Regions from separate parts of the Homo sapiens genome. Here region 1 is linked to region 2. Evidence: read pairs that join two places in POLR2A ChIA-PET (ENCODE). Cell type or tissue: PC-9. All regions are shown on one strand. Links, peaks and the distances in the headings refer to the core of each region. The heading gives the core; the rest is flanking DNA.

Region 1 (9,217 bases), core at 2,960-5,459, 71 kb after region 2:
TCTCTAGCTGTAAATATCCTAGATGACATCTTCTTCCAATAGAAAGCCGTTTTATCTACTTTGAAAATATATTGTTTAATATAGCCACTTTCATCTTTGATCTTGGCTAGATCTTCTGGATAACTTGCTGCAGCTTCTACATCAGCCCTTGTTGCTTCACCTTGTACTTTCATGTTATAGAGATAGCTTCTTTCTTTAAACCTCCTGAACCAACCTCTGCTAGCTTCAAGCCTTTCTTCTGCAGTTTCTTTACTTCTCTCAGCCTTGATAGAACTGAAGAGAGTTAGGGCCTTACTATGCATTAGGCTTTGGCTTAAGAGAATGTTCTGGCTGGGTCGATCTATCCAGACCACTCAAACTTTCTCCATATTAGTAACACGGCAGTTCCACTTTCATATCTTTTAGGTGTTCACTGCAGTAGCACTTTCAATTTCCTTCAAGACCTTTTCTTTGTATCCACAGCTGGGCCAACTGTTGGTGCAAGTGGCCTAGCTTTCAGCCTATCTCAGCTTTTGACATGCATTCCTCACTAAGCTTAATCATTTCTAGCTTTTGATTGAAAGTGAGAGATGTGTGACTCTTCCTTTCACTTGAATATTTAGGGGCCATTATAGTGTTATTAGTTGGTCTAATTTCAATATTCTTGTGTATCAGGGGATAAAGTGTTCCGAAGAGAGGAAGAGAGACTGAGAAAGACCAGTCAGTGGAACGGTCAGAACACATTATTGATTAAATTTGCAGTCTTATATGGATGTGGTACACATTACCCCTCCAAAATTACAATATTGACATCAAAAATCACTGATCACAGACCGTCATAACAGATATAATAATAATGAAAAAGTTTGAAATATTGTGAGAATTACCAGTGAGCACATGTTGTTGGAAAAATGGTGCTGACAGACTTGCTTGATGCAGGGTTGCCACAAACATTCAACTTGTAAAAACCGCAGTATCAGCAAATCGCGATAAAACAAACTACAATAGAAAAAGGCTGTGCCTAATACTTGAAGGATAGTTCTTTGTGCTATACATCATGTACAGCTAGTCATGACACCTTTATGTGTGTGTTTTCTTGTTTTGAGACAGGGTTTCACTTTGTCGCCTGGGCTGGGGTGCAGTGGCATGACCATGGCTCACTGCAACCTTGAACTCCTGGGCTCAGGTGATCCTCCTGCCTCAGCCTCTCCAGTAGGTGGGATTTCAGGCATGTGCCACCATGCCAGGCTATTTTTTATTTTATTTTTGTAAAAACAGGATCTCACTATGTTGCCCAGGCTGGTCTCATACTCCTGGCCTCAAGCAATCCTCCTGCCTCAGCCTCCCAAAGTGCTGGGATTACAGGTGTGAGCCACGATGTCTGGCCTATTATTCATTATTAACGTTTTCTCTTGATCTTAACTCTACAAAATCAGGAAAGCAATAATTCAAGCCTTAATTTTTCACTTGGCTATTTCTGTTGTGTAAATTCTCCCACTACAGCTGGTTTTAAGCTACTGACAGGACATCACTGAACACAGAGATGTGCACTAATACCCCAATCTATATTATTTTCACCATACAAGACATACATAACCTCAAACACATACATAACAGTAAAAAAGGGTAAAATAATAAGTAAAGATTTTTGAATATTCACTACCTTCGTTTTATATATCACCTATTTTATTTATTTATTTATATTTTTTTCTGTGACACAGCCTCAAGAGGTCCTGATGACATGTGCCCCTATATATCATCTATTTAATTGTAAGTTTATATACTTTATTTTTTAATAATGGCTGTTATTAGAAATCATTTAGCAAAATTCCAAAAATTTAACAATTGTTTTGTGAGCCAGTTCAAACAAGTAACAGCAAATCATGAAAGATGTTTTGCATGATTCTTATGAAGAAGATTTAAATTAAGAAACAATAATTTGAAGTTATTATTAATAACTTAGAGAGCTGACATGTAAAATCAAGATTCAGCCACGGCATCCCTGTGATTTATCTAAAACAACATACTCAGTAACTATATTTAGGTGAATATCCAGTGTCAAACACTAAAATTTGAATTGCTTTACTTTATAATTTGACAAGTTTTAGATTATTTGCCATTTTGGATTTTCCAAATGTATAATGTCATGTCAATCAATGAGAAAAATAAATGTGTCAGATTAGCAATTTACAAAGAGGAGAGGTAAAGTTTGTTAAGATCAGAATAGAACTACGGTTAGATTTTCACAAATTAACAAGAGAAATCAGATAAAACTACTGGACTCACTCTTGTCTCTTACATGAGAGGGGAGAAAGTAGGTAAACTGGAAAAACTCATCATCACTAGATAAATGATAGTTTATTTAAAGAGTTCTTTATGAGAAATAGACTGTAAAAAGCAAAAAATGGGGCCGGGCGCAGTGGCTCACGCCTGTAATCCCAGCACTTTGGTAGGCCGAGGTGGGCAGATACAAGGTCAGGAGATCGAGACCATCCTGGCTAACACGGTGAAACCCCGTCTCTACTAAAAATACAAAAAAAAAAAAAAAAAAAAAAAAAAAAAAAATTAGCCGGGTGTGGTGGCAGGCGCCTGTTGTCCCAGCTACTCGGGAGGCTGAGGCAGGAGAATGGCGTGAACCCCGGAGGCGGAGCTTGCAGTGAGCCGAGATCAGGCCACTGCACTCCAGCGTGGGCGACAGAATGAGCTCCGTCTCAAAAAAAAAAAAAAAAAAAAAAAAAAAAAGCAAAACATGCTCTGGAAAAGGAGATAGGTTTTTATAGGAATTCAAAAGGTGTACTAACTCCTAGAACTGAGATTCAACTTGTGAGAGCTTACAGAAAAAAGAGTAAGTTCCAAGTAAAAAAAGTCTAGACTCAAATTGATTTGCCTGTTATTGGCAAATAACTCCTGGGCAAATTATCCATCTGAATTTTATTTCCTTGTGTAAATGGGGCCAGCAATACTTACCCCATGAAGTTTAAAGGTAACGCACATAATGTGCCTGGCACAGAGGAGGCATTCAATAAGCATTAGTTCCCTTGTTCACCCAAGTGAACTGTCAGTGTGGGTGACTGTCAGAGGTGAGAAGCACCTGTCAAACATCCCCAGGGCAAAATCCACCCCAATCCAGGTGACTTGAGTTATTCTTTGATGCAGATTCCTAAGCAAAACACCTACGTGTACTCCCTTAGTTTCCAATTTGACCACATCCTTGGATTATATTAGCTATCGGAACTCTCTGGAGAGGTTCTCAGGATTTTCAGAGTAACTGTTCACTGTTTCCGGTCCATAACTGTCTTATTCATCCTTATTGCTATTCATTGCTTCCTTGGTTTTCTTTTCTGTGTAACCTGGTTGCAGTAGGGTTTTTTTTGTTTTTTTTGTTTTTAGATGGAGTTTTGCTCTTGTTGTCCAGGTTGGAATGAAATGGTGCGACCTCAGCTCACTGTAACCTCCGCCTCTTGGGTTCAAGCAATTCTCCTGCCTCAGCCTCACGAGTAGCTGGGATTACAGGTGTGTGCCACCACGCCCAGCTAATTTTGTATTTTTTTTTTAGTAGAGATAGGGTTTCACCATGTTGGTCAGGCTGGTCTTGAACTCCTGACCTCAAGTGATCCACCCACCTCGGCCTCCCAAAGTGCTGGGATTACCACTTTGGGAGCCACCACACCCGGCCACAGCAGGGTTTTGAGGTCACCCTTTTCACCCAGAAATCTTAATCTGCGTGTGTGTGTGTGTTCTAATCTATAACACCTAGGACATGATTTATTAAGGCCATAGTCCTTAGAGAATTGTAAATCAATTGGAGATCTACTTAAGTAATATCACTTAATTAAAACAGTCCCCTCATTCTGAAGGGTGGGGGGAAAAAGAGGGCAAACATTCCTTAGGTTAGAAACTTTCTATTCTCAGTAAGTAGAGTTAGAGGGCATTTAATTCAGGGCATATATTGCCAGCTGCTGTAACAGCCACCCATAATAATAAAAGAATTTGTCACTCATGCAAAGTCCAAAGGTATTTTTTTCCTGATCTAGTAGATGGGTTCTCCTGTGCGGTTCCTTCCAGTTTGAGTTTCTATTATCTCAATCTGTAGCATCCAAGGTCACCTTGGAAGATGGAGAGATGGGAGGATTGCTACACTCCTTTGATGTAAGCTAGTTAGACCACCCTGCCCAAATAGGTAGAGCATGTAAGCTCTTTCAACATCAATGAGGAAAATGAAATAATTAGGTGAACACATAGCATCGTCATGCTACAGATTGATTTAGAGAGATATTATGAAATATTGCCTCCTCCCCATAAACCAATGACTCACAGATTAACAACCTTCCCCTAAAGACAAACATGAAATTTAGAAACTCAATTATATTTTCACAGTGTAGAATTTCAGCATTACCAAATTTTCTGGCATATCCATAAAGTTCAATGAATTACTCAGAAGAACAGACATAACTTCAAACAAAGTAAAAGCTCTTGTTTAAGAAATCAACAATCTTTTACAGAGTACTACAACAGAATTAAAATCATAATAATATAGAACTTAACTTTAGGGCAATAAAATTACATTAAAAAGTAATTCTGTAATTCCTATTTTAAGCTTGGGATAGCCAGAATAACTACTGTTTTTCCATGCAGTTTTAAGCACAGTATATACCAAAGTAATAATTTGTAATATTTTGTCTGTGATATTTCTCTCATCAGTTTCCTGTGGTAAATAGAGCAAAGAGTAATATATAAAGATTAAGAAACAATGGCTTGTATTTTAATTATATGATCAGAAGATTTAAAGAAAAAGCCAGATCTCATCTATTTTTCTTCCCTTTTTTGAGGCTAAATTACATTAGGCAAACATGTAAAGGGTTTAAGTATCTTCTGTGTACCTTCTAACCACTAGATGTTGAGCGATAATTGATGTTCCTGATATGAATTCCATAACCTTATGCTCTCTAAATTTGAATAGTTAGCCCATTTAAGATTTAATGAATAAAATAATATGTAAACAAATGAGCATATTCTATGATTGTATAGACAGATTATCTGGTAAATAGCCAATGGGGTACCTCTACCCAGAAGGCAGACATGTCACTTAAAGAAACACAGTTAAAAAACATGAATTCCTTCATTCATCCTTCTGCCACTCCTACCAATAAAAACAAACACATCCCATTCAAAGCAGAACATTTAGCTCTCTGTTAGCAACAGCAAGAACACTTCCCCAGCAACAGGAAAACTCGAAAAGGACATCTATTTTTAAAAATAAAATGTGAAGCCCTCAGCATTTTGCTGATTTAGTGAACAAGACAGAATACAAATCTTATCCATCGAGATTAGGTGAACATCCCATAGATTTCAAGAACAAATAGCCTGATTTTACATGTCTTTTATTTGATAATTTGATTTGTCTTTATACACCAGGACTTTTCTTGACATTTTTGCTGATTTTTCTGTTCATGGATATTTGCACATATGGCCATTATAAGGTAGGAGGTGTCTCATTTTAAATAGAAAGGTGGTAATTCAAGGAGTTCATTATCATACACAAAATAGTTCACAGCAGTTTGTGCCACTGCTTGGTAGCAAGGTTTTTGTAAAAAGGTGATGATGCATATGTTTGTTGAAGGAAAGTGATAAGAAAATGAACTGCAACTTACTTTCATTAAGTATAACAGTTTTAACACGAAAAGAAACCTTATGAAGCATTTGATCTTGAGCCACAAGGCATTGTCCAATGATTACAATAATAACCCACCGTATTAATGTAGACAGTATATTAGTGTTACTCTAATTATATGTTTTAATTTCATTACTTTACAGAAAAGGAAACTGAAGCTCAACAAATGGTGATCTTTCATTTCCAAGGTTTAATCTCATTAAACAGCAAAGGCAAGGCCACAGTGCAAATCTTTCCACGCTTGTATTCTTTTTATTCCACAGCCAATATTATGGGGCATGTGTGTAACATCTCTTCCATTTAATTGTATATACATTTATTATAAATAGTTTTCAATTTAAAATTTTCATTCAAAACAAAAAGATCACCATATATGCAAGGGTGAAGACATGCCAAATTAACTGTGCAAATTATCATATTATCATTTAAAAACAACAGCAATTCTTAGAATAATCTCATTATTTTACCTCAGTTGTTAAAATAGTAAAACAGGAAGCAATATAATGACAGCCTTTGATTTCACCCTTCTTCTGTAAAAATGAAACCAGCTGAGGTAAGCCTTAAATATAGGCACGTATTAAGCTTCATCTATGAGTACTGATTCCTTTTCTCATTTCCTTCTTTGGCTAAAGGCAAAAACAGGAGTTCAAGGACCCACCACAACATTTATGATTCACATTAAAAAATGAAGGACAAAGATGGTTGAAAATTTTTAGTTCTTAAAGTTAGCTTAATTAATATACTTGACACAGTACACACACAATTCTGTATCATACAACTTCACATGACATATATACGTACATATAGATAAGTTTATACATATACACAGTTATGTATAAATGTATATATATAATTTTTTCTTTAAATATTGGCTCTTCTACTAGCTATGTAAACTTCAGCAAAAAATTTTAACTCTCTGAGCCTCAGTTTACTCATTTGTAAAATGGAAATAACAGTTTCTATCTTATAGGATTATTGTGAAGCACTTAGAACAGCTACTAGCATATGGTAAGACTTTAACAAGTATTAGGTAATTAGGTATTATAGAGAAATCGATTACATATTATATATCAATATAAATATCTCTATGATTCAAGTGAAGTTTATTCAATACAATGATCAGTTGTTTGGGTCTACAGATAAATATGTAAAGGCAATTTTGTTATGTACTTCTCTTTTCCTTTATGTTTTAGGGCTATGAAACTATTCTGTATGATACTATAAAGTGGAGACCTGACATAATGCATTTGTCAGAACTTGCAGAACTTTGCAGCACAAAGAGTGAAAATGTATGCAAATTAAAAATCAAATCATTTAGGAGGTAGGCAGATCTCAGGAAAGAATGCTGACTTTGACAAGAGAATTTAAATGTATTGCAAACATATGAAACAACCTCAATGAAAGGGTTGGGAGAAAAGGTGCTGAACTAAGTGACTTTAGGAATGATTTGTCTATAAGACTGAAGGGACTGCATGTAGGCAATGTACTCTAGTTGATAAATTTGTTTCCAATGGGAGTATGGGTTAACAATTCTGAAATTGCCATATATGTATTTTCAAACTGAACAATTAAGTAAATGGATGGTAGATGTTAGGTGTCAGTTTCTCACTGTTGAAGTGGAAATTACATACAGATAAGCTAGGGGAAGAGACTAGAATGATCCATCTGATAATGGATTAGAGTTGGAGATACCAGTATGAATTCACATTTAGCTTAATATAAATACAGATGATTACATGCAGAAATATTTATACATAGGCATATATACATGGGTTAATATACAAGTATTTAATTCCTTGCTGTGTCAGCTACGAGGTCTTAAAAGAATTGACACTGAAGCAGCAAACAGCACTTCTTGAGCCCAGATTTTGGTTTCTGACACCATTCTCCAATAAAAGAAACCAAGATTTCTGAAAGATATGGCTAATTCTAGGCCTGGGGCATGATGACCCCAGAGCATCTTATAGTACTAGAAAGTAACCATGTGCTTAAAAACAAAACTAACCAAACAAAAAACCATACCACATTGATGGGAGTATATTAAAAGGAAATAGGACAACTAAGAGAGCTCCAGTGGCCAAAGCTGGGACAATTTGAACAACAAAGTAGTATTAGATTATAACTCAAAGTATAAAACAAATATTTATATGTCCATACTCATATACATAAATGATTAAATAAAAAGGGAGAAAAGACAAATCTCCCATGCAAAAAAAAAATGCCACATAATTTATCTACATATTCCACCAGCAAAAGGAGAAGCAGAAATCCCCACTCTTTAAGTGTGGGCTGCACATAGTGATTTCCATCCAAGGAGGATAGCATAGAACGGGGGAAAATGGTAACTTTACAGTGGAGAAACTTGACAAACACTATCTCATTCAGGTGATAAAGGTCAACATCACCAGTGATAAATCATGTTGATAGTATGAATCCTTGATAGGTAATGTGGTGCAAATTACTAAACCTCTAGTGGCCTCTAAGGGTAGTGATCTACTGTAATGGTCTTTTTCAAATGTTAAATATAATACATGCAAAATGTCTACCACCAGTGCCTGGCCCATAATAGATACTGAAAAACAGTATCCATAATTAAGAATTAAATGTTTGAAAAGTGCTCTAAATTTTTGTTTTCAAAATGATTGACTGAGGTGTCATTGATGTAGTAATACCTCTTAATTATTTTATAGACTTTTACAAATTTATAATGTGGTTCTTTCTATTTAGATCTTTGCATTGTGGAGCTAATATTGAAAGCATTTGTGTACATTATTATTTTGTTATGGCTGCATTTGTTAGTAAAGCCTCATATTATTTCTGCTTCTGTCTTTCTGTCTTGAGTTGGCTCAACATTGCCTCAAAAAGAATCATGCAAGAAAAAAGTACATGCTGGGCTAGACTTCAGAGTACTCTTAAATGCTCTGAGATTTCTGCTTACTACTGCCCTATTAAAGCTGTAAAAAAGAATCGGGATATCCAACTCTTATCTGTTCTTAGGATGTCTCCTCTGTTGTCAATGCATGATTTCAATACCAATTTGCAGGTTTTGACACCAATCCTTGTTAATGAGTATATAGTATTTAATGTTCAGTAGAGATGGTAGATGACACTGACAATATTGCATTATGAAGAAACTGGAGTTAATAGAATGCTTTAAGACATCAAAAGATTAAATGACACAACTGTTTGCTAGATGCAATTTGCCTAGGAGGTTAAAGGCATACTTTTCCTGCTTCTCAAAAAGCAATTAGAGCCAATTTGTGACAACCTGAATATGTAGAAGAAATTGTTTTTGTTTCAAAACTAAAAAACAGGCAACTTGGATATTCCGAATTTTTGCTTGTAGGTTTAGAAATCACTGGCAGTGGCTTGTTTAAAAGCATCTTACGGCCGGGCGCGGTGGCTCACGCCTGTAATCCCAGCACTTTGGGAGGTGGAGGCGGGCGGATCACAAGGTTAGGAGACGGAGACCATCCTGGCTAACATGGCGAAACCCTGTCTCTACTAAAAATAAAAAAATAAAAATAAAAAAAATTAGCCGGGCATGGTGGCAGGCGCCTGTAGTCC
Region 2 (9,217 bases), core at 4,515-7,014:
CAAGAAAGTTTTAAAGAAACAATATTCAGATTGCTTTAAATTTTTCATTTGAACGCTTGGGCTGTAAGCAAAATGGAATAATTTCCTCACAGTTCTAAAGGAATATTATTTTTCACCTAAATTTCTGTGCTTAGCCAAACTATCATTGACATATGAAGACAATATTAAGGGACTCAGAAACTACTACCACTAGTGTTTCCTGAAAGTACTTCTTGGAGATACTGAAAACAAAAAATATATACAGCCAAGAAGAACACATAGAATAAAAGAGATGGTGGTAAGCAAAAAAAGAAGTGACACTGACAGAAAAATAATTTTTATGAAGTTACTGTAAAGATTATGGCCGTTATTAAGGTAAAACTCACATAAAATTGGGCCACATCATGAAGCAATTTTGAGGCTGGGAGGAGTTAGGGTTAGTGTAAATTTATTAAGGATCTTGTCTAGTTTTGGATGGAGGTTATTAACAACAATCATTCACATTATAGAAAAACCTGAGTTTAAATAAGGTATTTTCTAAAATTCAAGGGCAAGGAGCAAGCCAGAGAAGAAAAGAATGGGATAAATAACTTCCAAACTCCTAGAAAGAAAAAGAAGGTGGAGCAGGGGGGTGGGGGGGAATAAGCAAAACTCAACAAATTGAGCTGAAGATAGGAAATAAAGAAAGAAAACATAGCAAAGATAAAGTACCCAATATATACTATCACAAAAGTCAATAGGTTAATTTTGTAAAAGATACATTATTAGATTGGGTAGCTAAAATACCTAATAATATGCTATTTATAGGACACACATCTAAAAAGTTTGGTATAAAGAGATAGAGAAAATATACAAAGTAAATGGTAACAAAAAGAAACAAGCAATGATAGATTTAGTCAAAACAAAAGTGGAATGTGCTTTGCTGATTAAACCCACCAATAAGTTATAATCATCATGAATCTTTATCTACCTAACAACTCAACATGGAAATAGAAAAAGAAAAGTGAATCAGCGAGAATATAAGAAGAAATGGAAACGCACAATCATCATAATCAAAGAAGGAAATTTTGATAAAACTCTCATAAGTTATCAAGAAAAGGTATTATAGGGTTTAAATGACTCCATTATCACAACTTAATATAGAAATTAAACATAATTTACATTTCAAGTATGCATGAAGCAAATATAACAGGTTTCACAGGTTTTAAAGATTTTTTAAAAAGAAAAAATACATAATAGGTCATAAAAAGTCTTAATAAATTTCTTAAAGAAATGTATGTAGACTATATATAGTATAGTAGCATTACTACTATCATCTTAACAATATTATGAAAAAATAAAACTATCAGTAAAATAGGAATAGAACAAACCTTGCTTGACCTGCTAGAGAAAATCTGGTATAGACCTAATTAAGGACATACTTAATGATGAAACATTGAAAACATTCCCATTAAATTTCTAAACCAATGGGAAAGAGGCAAGGAAAAAAAGAGAGGTATCAATACCAGAAGGAAAGAGCCAAAACTTTCATTATTTGAAGATGTCATGATTGCCAACAAAAAATCCAACAATCAAAAGAAAAACTCAGAATTCATAAGAGAGGTCAGTAAAGTGAAAGTATGTAAGATAAAATGACATCTTTCCTAAATACCAGTAAAATATAATTTTAAAACATAATTGAAAGAAATGTTTCCACAGCCTAAAACAATAAAATCTACAACATGACCAGTAATAAATCCCAAAACTGTAGGATTTGTATGAAAAAATGTTGCCAAAGGATATAGAAAATACCTGAATAAGTACATTATAAACTTGGATAGGAAGAACAATATTGCAAACATGATAGTTTCCTATCAAGTCAGTGTGAACCTAATCAAAATCTTAAAGGGATTTTTTTTTTTTTTTTTTTTGTCAGAGTCTCCCTCTGTCACCCAAGCTGGAGGGTAGTGGCCCAATCTTGGCTCACTGCACCTCCGCCTCCTGGGTTCAAGTGATTCCCCTGCGTCAGCCTCCCCACTAGCTGGGATTATAGGTGTCTGCTATGACGCCCTGCTAATTTTTGTATTTTTTTTTTTCAGTAGAAACGGGATTTCACCATGTTGGCCTTGCTGGTCTTCAACTCTTGACCTCAAGCGGTCTGTCCTTCTCGGCCTCCCAAAGTGCTGAGATTATAGGTGTGAGGCACTGTACCTGGCCAAAGGGATTTTTAAGATAAGAGAATTTGACACAAGCTTATTTTAAAGTTCATCTGGAAAAGTAAATAAGCAAAAATATTCAACATCTTTTCTGTGTCACAATACATTAAAACATTTCAAAGCTACAGTGATTAAAATGTGGTATTGATGCAGGAATGGACACATAAATTAATATTGCAGAATGTATATTCCTGAAACAGACTCATGTATACTTACAGGAATTTAGTACACACATACCCTATTTAGTGGAGGGACTGTGTTACTGGAAAGAGGTACATAACTGAATCAACTCTATCAGAGAATTGCTATCACAAAGTCCCTATGGAGATGCTTTCCTGATATCCTGCCTTGGCAACCACTTCTGCGGTCTACTCAGAGTCTCCGAAGTGGGGATGAGACTACTACCTTAGTTTTTTCCTAGCTATCTTCATACAATTGTTGGTCAATCTAGATCACAGTGATGCTTAGGATGGCCTTTTTAATGTCAGTTAGCACTTACCAATATCTAGTTTCTCCATGGTCTTAACCTTCTGCTTCCTTGATTGCATCCTGGAAAGTGCCTCTTCAAAAGCCTCTCCAAGGCTTCTACTTTTAAGACCCATTGTAACACTATTTTCTTGCTTATATGAAGCATATTCAACATTATTATTTCCACATGCTTAATCAGTCATTTGGGACAAACTTCTCTACAAAATACAAAATAAACAAAAGACAGCCCATTGAATAGTAAATAACACATGCTGCAGAACATATTCACCCTATGGTAGCTAAGCAGTGGGCCTCCTAGCTGAGGCTATAGTGTTCTTATGCTTATTGCCTGAGAACTGTTTTATACAGTTCGTCACACTACACACGAATTCCCATTGGCTGAGAGCTCACACCCATATTTAGAGAAAGAGAGAGAGAGGGAGGGAGGATTCTGTTAAAATGTCATTAAATCAACTCAGGAATCGTGGTACATGCCTGTAGTCCCAGCTACTCCAGAGGCTGAAATGCTGAGATGAGAGAATCACTTGAACCCAGAAGTTAAGAGACCAGCCTGGGCAACATAGCAAGACCTCATCTCTTTAAAAAAAAAAAAAAAAGGCATTACCTCAAATATTCATATATATGATAAAACTGGCATATTATAGATAAATAAGGCATTGATCAATCAATAGGATCAATAGGGCCAGATAACTAGCTACTGATTGGGAAACCACAGCTTTATCTCATCCTTAAATGATGTACGAGAATAAATTCCCTAGGAATGGTTATAAAAAACAGAATTGTAAAGCATGAGAAGAAAATGTGGAATCACATATACCTTTATAGTTAAAAAGGCCTTTTTTTTTTTTTTTTTGAAACAGGGTATCCCTCTGTCACCTAGGCTGGAGTGCAGTGGCTAGCAATCTCGGCTCACTGCATCCTCCATCTCCTTCAGGATCAAGCAATCCTTCTGAGTAGCTGGGATTACAGGCGCATGCCACCACACCTGGTTAATTTTTGTATTTTTAGTAGAGATGGGGTTTCACCATGTTGGCCAGGGAGGTCTTGCACTGCTGGACTCAAGAAATCCTCCCGACTCAGCCTCCCAAAGTTCTGGGATTACAGGTGTGAGCCACCGCACCTGTCCAAAAAGGCCTTTTTAAGAAGGATATAAAACTTAGAACTCATAAAAGATAAGATTGAAACAGGACTTCTGTGATTCTACAGCCAGAAACAGACTGATACTCAGCTACAAATGTGTACTACCCTTTGAGAGAGGATGAATGACTCTAAGGGCAGAGTGGCACAGAGGCCAGCTGGGGCTGCTGAGGACAGCCCAGAAGCAGACTGAGCTGCCGCCATAGGCCCAGAGGCTAATGGAGCCATTGCTGCAGACTCAGAGGCTAGAGCTGTGGCCCCAGCAAGTGGAGCATCATCTTAGTCCACCCAGACTGCTGTGATAAACTACCATAGACTGCGTAGCTTATAAGCAACAGAAATTTACGTCTGACAGTTCTAAAGGATGAAAAGTGCAAGATCAAGGTGCTAGAAGATTCTGTGCCTGGTGAGGGCCCACTTACTGGTTCATGGACAGCTGTCTTTTCACTGTCTTCATATGACAGAGGGGTTAGAGAACTCTTGGGGGTCTCTTTTATAAGGGCACTAATCCCATTCATGGGGGCTCCACCCTTATGACCTAATCGCCCACCAAAGTTTCCACCTCCTAATACCATCATAGTAGGGGTTAGGATTTCAACACAGGAATTTTGGGGAGACACAAACATTTTGTCTATAGCAAGCATCAAGCCACATATAATTAGTCTTAGGTCTTGAAACTTAATTAAATTTCTCCTACTAGATTTCAGAGTTGGGACTGACAACCTTTTTATTCCTTCCAATTTCTCTCTTTTTGAATAGGAATGTATAAGGATATATATTGTAAACCCAATTCATGCATAAGGATACGCAATGCCTGTCCCACTCTTTTACTTTGGAAGTAGATAACTTGTTTTCTATGTTCGTGATCCAGAGATAGAGAGGAATTTCTGCCCCAGGATAATTTATACCCATAGTCTCACCCATATCTGATTTAGATGACAAGATCTGAGGCTTTGGAGCTGATAATATTTAGGTGAGATTTTGGACTTAGTGCTGATGTTATCATGGGCTGAGACTTTTGGAGATGTTGAGATGAGGTGAACATGTTTTATATGTGGACAGACATGAAATTTGGGGAGCAAAAGGGATAGTAGGCTGAATAGTGGCCCCCAAAAGGATATATCCAAATCACAACCCCCAGAACCTGTGAATGTGACCTTATTTGGATAAAAGATCTTTACAGATGTAAATAAGTTTAGGATTTTGAGGTGAGGTAATGCTGGATTTAGGGTGGGCCTTAAATATCATTATAGGAATGAATAGGCAAAAGAAGGTTGGAGAGACAGAGACACAAGGGAGAAAGTCATTGATGATGGAGGCAGAGATTAGAGTGACACGTCTACAAGCCAAGAAATGCCAAGGACTGCCAGCAGCTGCTAGAAGCTAGGAAATAGACTCTCCCTTAGCGTCTCCATAAGCAACCAACCCTGCTGACACCTTGACTTTGGACTTTTAGCCTCCAGAGAATAAATTTCTGTTGTTTCAAGCTACCCAGTTTATAGTAATTTGTTACTGCTCCCCCGCCCCCCAGGAAACTAATACAGATTCTGGTAGCAGGAAGTGGAGTCCTGCTATAACAAATATGTAGGAATGTGGAAGTGGCCTTGGAATTGGGTAATGGTAGAGGCTGAATGAATGCTGAGGTATATGAAAGAAAAAGCCTAAATTGCTTTGAAGAGACTGTTGGTAGAAATAGAGTTGTTAAAAGAGATTCTGGTGAGGGCTCAGAAGGAAGAGATGCTTCTCTCATCTTAGAGAATGTATGTGTCCTCGCAGATTGTTGGTAGGAATATCAACATTAAATATGCCTCCAGTGAGGTCTCAAAAGAAAATGAAGGGTATGTTATTTGAAATTGAAGGAAAGGCTGTCCTTGTTATAAAGTGGCAGAAAACATGAATGAATTGTGTTTTACTGTTGGGTGGAAGGCAGAACTTCTAAGTGATTAACTTGGATATTTAGCTGAGATTTCCAAGCTAAGTGTGGAACATGCAGCCTGGTTCCTCCTTGCTGCTTATAGTAAAAGCAGAGAGGAAAGTGATAAATGTGGAAGGAATAAAGTAAACAGGAACCAGAACTTGATGATTTGTTGAGTTTCTTAGCCTATCCAGATGGCAAAGAATGTGAAAATCAGGAAATTCATTGTTAGAAAATCATGCTCTGGATAGAAGGCCAAGGGTGTGGCTAGATAACCTTTTCCTGAAGAAATTAAGTGTGTGACTCATAGGTCTAGTCAACCATCTCAGCAGAAAGAAAGAATAGCGTCTAAATAGACTGATAGAGTACTAAATAGCTATTGTGCTTTGGTTGATTTTTTAAAATTGATATAAACCTTACCTAATGATAGGCAAACCTAGGAATAACTAAGTAGGCATCTAAAATACCAGCCTAAGGATTTTTCATTTATTTAAAAAAGCAATGAGAAGCCCTTGTAGCTTTTTAAGTGGATTTTCAGTAGATGGCTGATGCAATGAAAACTACTTTCATTTTTTTTATTTTTATTTTTTTTTTGAGACAGAGTTTTGCTCTGTTGCCTAGCCTGGAATGCAGTGGCCCAATCTTGGCTCACTGAAACCTCTGCCTCTCCGGTTCAAGCCTCTGCCTCTCTGGTTCAAGCGATTCTCATGCCTCAGCCTCTGGCGTAGATGGAATTACAGGTGTGTGCCACCGCACCTGGCTAATTTTTTGTATTTTTAGTAGAGACAGTGTTTCACCACGTTGCCCAGGCTGGTCTCAAACTCCTGGCCTCAAGCAGTGTGCCCCCATTGGCCTCCCCAAAGTGCTGGGATTACAGGCATCAGCCACAGCACTGGGCGAAAACAGTACTTTCTAAAGAGAATTCAGCAGTATTGTGCAAACTGAACTGTACTGGAAAGATTCTGCAACTGGGAAACTACATGTGCCTGGGTGGTTTCCATTTTGAGAAATTGGGCCTAAACAATATTTTTTTAGTGTTATAGTAAACAAAGAAGCCTTCATTTTTTTCTAATCCCTAATGCACACGGGAGTTGTTTACGGGAATTTAGTCTGGGTATAAATTTCTAAATGTAATGCTGACAGAATCTCTTATCAATGACATGATTAATGATGTTTTCTTCAGAGTGGCTTCAGTTAGTGTTTATTAAGATGCTTCCCAAATCCTAATTCTATTTCAAAGATACAGTCAGATGATTATACTTATGAGTACCCTGTAAGAATGAGAAAAGAAAAGGCAGTGATTGAATGGTTTTAAATAACACATTTTATCCTGATTAATTATTATGCAACTAGTGACTTTCTTCTTCTGTTTTTATATGCATCATTCTCTTTCTTTCTTTTCTAGGAAAACCATTAATTTTTTTCATCTTGATTTCATTGCAAATGCTATGTAATGACTGGCATAACTCACTGCTTAGGGCATGGGAAGGGAGCCTCCCTTTTGCAACATGAAAGAGTCTCTGGTTGTGGAATAGGCAATGAGTAGTGTCTGTTTCACAGACTGAAAATTGTGCTTTTCTTCTTCGTCCTTGCTTACTGATATGGTTTGGCCATGTCCCCACCCAAATCTCACCTTGAATTGTACTAATCTCCATGGGTCAAGGGTGGGGCCAGGTGGAGATACTTGAATCATGGGGGCGGTTCCCCCATACTGTTCTTGTGGTAATGAATAAGTGTCATAAGATCTGATGGTTTTATAAATGGGAGTTTCCCTGCACAAGTTCTCTTGCCTGCTGCCATGTAAGATGGGACTTTGCTCCTCATTCACTTTCCACCATGATTGTGAGACCTCCCCAGCCATGCAGAACTGTGAGTCAATTAAACCTCTTTCCTTTATAAATTACCCAGTATTGGGTATGTCTTTATTAGCAGTGTGAGAACAGACTAATACACTTACCATTTGGCTTTTCCACTTAATAACCTACCAGTTAAGGAAGGATTAGAAAAACTAGCCCTGTGAAGGTCTCCAGGCATATTAAGATATGGGAAGAACAGCAAGAGCAAAGGCTTTGAGGTGGGAACATGCATGAATTACAGCAACATAAAGAAGTTCAGTGTGGCTGGAGTAGAGTGAGCAAGAGACACAGCAGAATGAGATTAAGTCCGCAAGCTGGGGCAGATTCAGATAATGTAGGTAAGCTATCACATGCTCTAAACTTCTCTATCTCCAGTCACCATCAAATTGACCTTTTTTATTTTAATTTTTTTCAAGACAGGGTCTCACTCTATTGTCCAAGTTGGCATGCATTGGTGTAGGTCAGGGCTTACTGCAGCCCCGAACTCCTGGACTCAAACAATCCTCCCACCTCAGCCCCTTGAGTAGCTGGGACCACAGGACTATCACCATGCCTGGCTAATTTTTAAATTATTTTCTTTTGTAGAGAGATGCGGTATCACTATGCTGCCCAGACTGGTTTTGAAATCCTGGGCTTCAGTAATCCTCCTGCCTCAGCCTCCCAAAGCTCTGGGATTTTGGGAGTGCACCACTGCACCTAACCTCAAATTGATCTTTTGTTTGCTCCTTGCTTGTTAGTGCTCAAGTCTCTACTAGGAAAATTATGTCTTAAATTATTCCTCATTAATAAGAATTTTATCTTTCACAGGAGCTTTCTGAAAACACTGGCAACTCATACATTCCCAAACTTGCCAGGTCATCAAATTCTTGGCTTCCCACTCTTGACTTCCCGAATCTTCAGATAAGAGGCTTGGAAAACAACATTTTTAAATGATTATCTTCAATGATTCTTATGATCTGGCAAGCTTAGGAAACACGAAGCCTCAAAACCAAGACTGATTGAGGTAATTTTGAGTGCAGAAGACAGTTTTGAGCAGTAACATTCCAAAAGACATGCTACTTTACTAATACCTGTGGCAGCTCTGGTCAATACTTGAGCTGCTACTTTCCCCTACAATGACCATGGCCTTCATCTCTCGTGGATCCTAGAATTCCTTCCTGCTGACTTGAGACATGACCTCAGATTCTTTCTCCATGCAGGTATCCAGGCAGCCACTATCAATTGATAAGACCTGGCATAGAAGGCGAAACTTAAATGCCATCCCTCTCATAAGGTTATCACTAGACTAGGGCAACTTCTCAGCTGACTTTTATTTGGGGAAATACTAAATTATTACATTTTAAAAAGTTTGGGTTAATCTATGGGGTTAAACTTATTTTATTGACTCAGCAATATATACTGATGTAAACTTCACAACTGCAGTATCCGGAAAAAACGGATTATGACTATTTCTTTTATAACAGTTTATATATGCAGACATATTTCTGAAAGGGACAGTGAAAACAAAAATGAGTTTTAGAATTAGAGTTTAAGGTAAATTCTGGCTGTGCCAGCTATATTACCGTACAGCTGTATTACGGCGCATTAGCTGTTAATATTATAATATTAGCTGTACTATCAGCTATCTTAGTAACCAATTAATATAT

What was found. Peaks named below come from ENCODE experiments on the same cell type or tissue, not always from the same donor. Only the 100,000 strongest peaks of a DNase experiment are listed, where the experiment ranks them.
Region 1: POLR2A ChIA-PET joins it to region 2 with 10 read pairs; 3 of 35 experiments call an interaction of 5 or more read pairs at or near these places.

Annotation. Positions count from the first base shown.
Region 1 is chr7:17,943,795-17,953,011 of GRCh38, reverse strand. No RefSeq gene overlaps it. Among named protein-coding and RNA genes, the nearest start is that of SNX13, 7.9 kb to the right of the region's middle. In PC-9, for the core only: no CTCF peak of the experiment used is centred there; a DNase peak (open chromatin) is centred at 4,291; H3K27ac peaks cover 1,496 bases.
Region 2 is chr7:18,016,490-18,025,706 of GRCh38, reverse strand. No RefSeq gene overlaps it. Among named protein-coding and RNA genes, the nearest start is that of PRPS1L1, 6.7 kb to the left of the region's middle. In PC-9, for the core only: no CTCF peak of the experiment used is centred there; a DNase peak (open chromatin) is centred at 5,976; H3K27ac peaks cover 1,281 bases.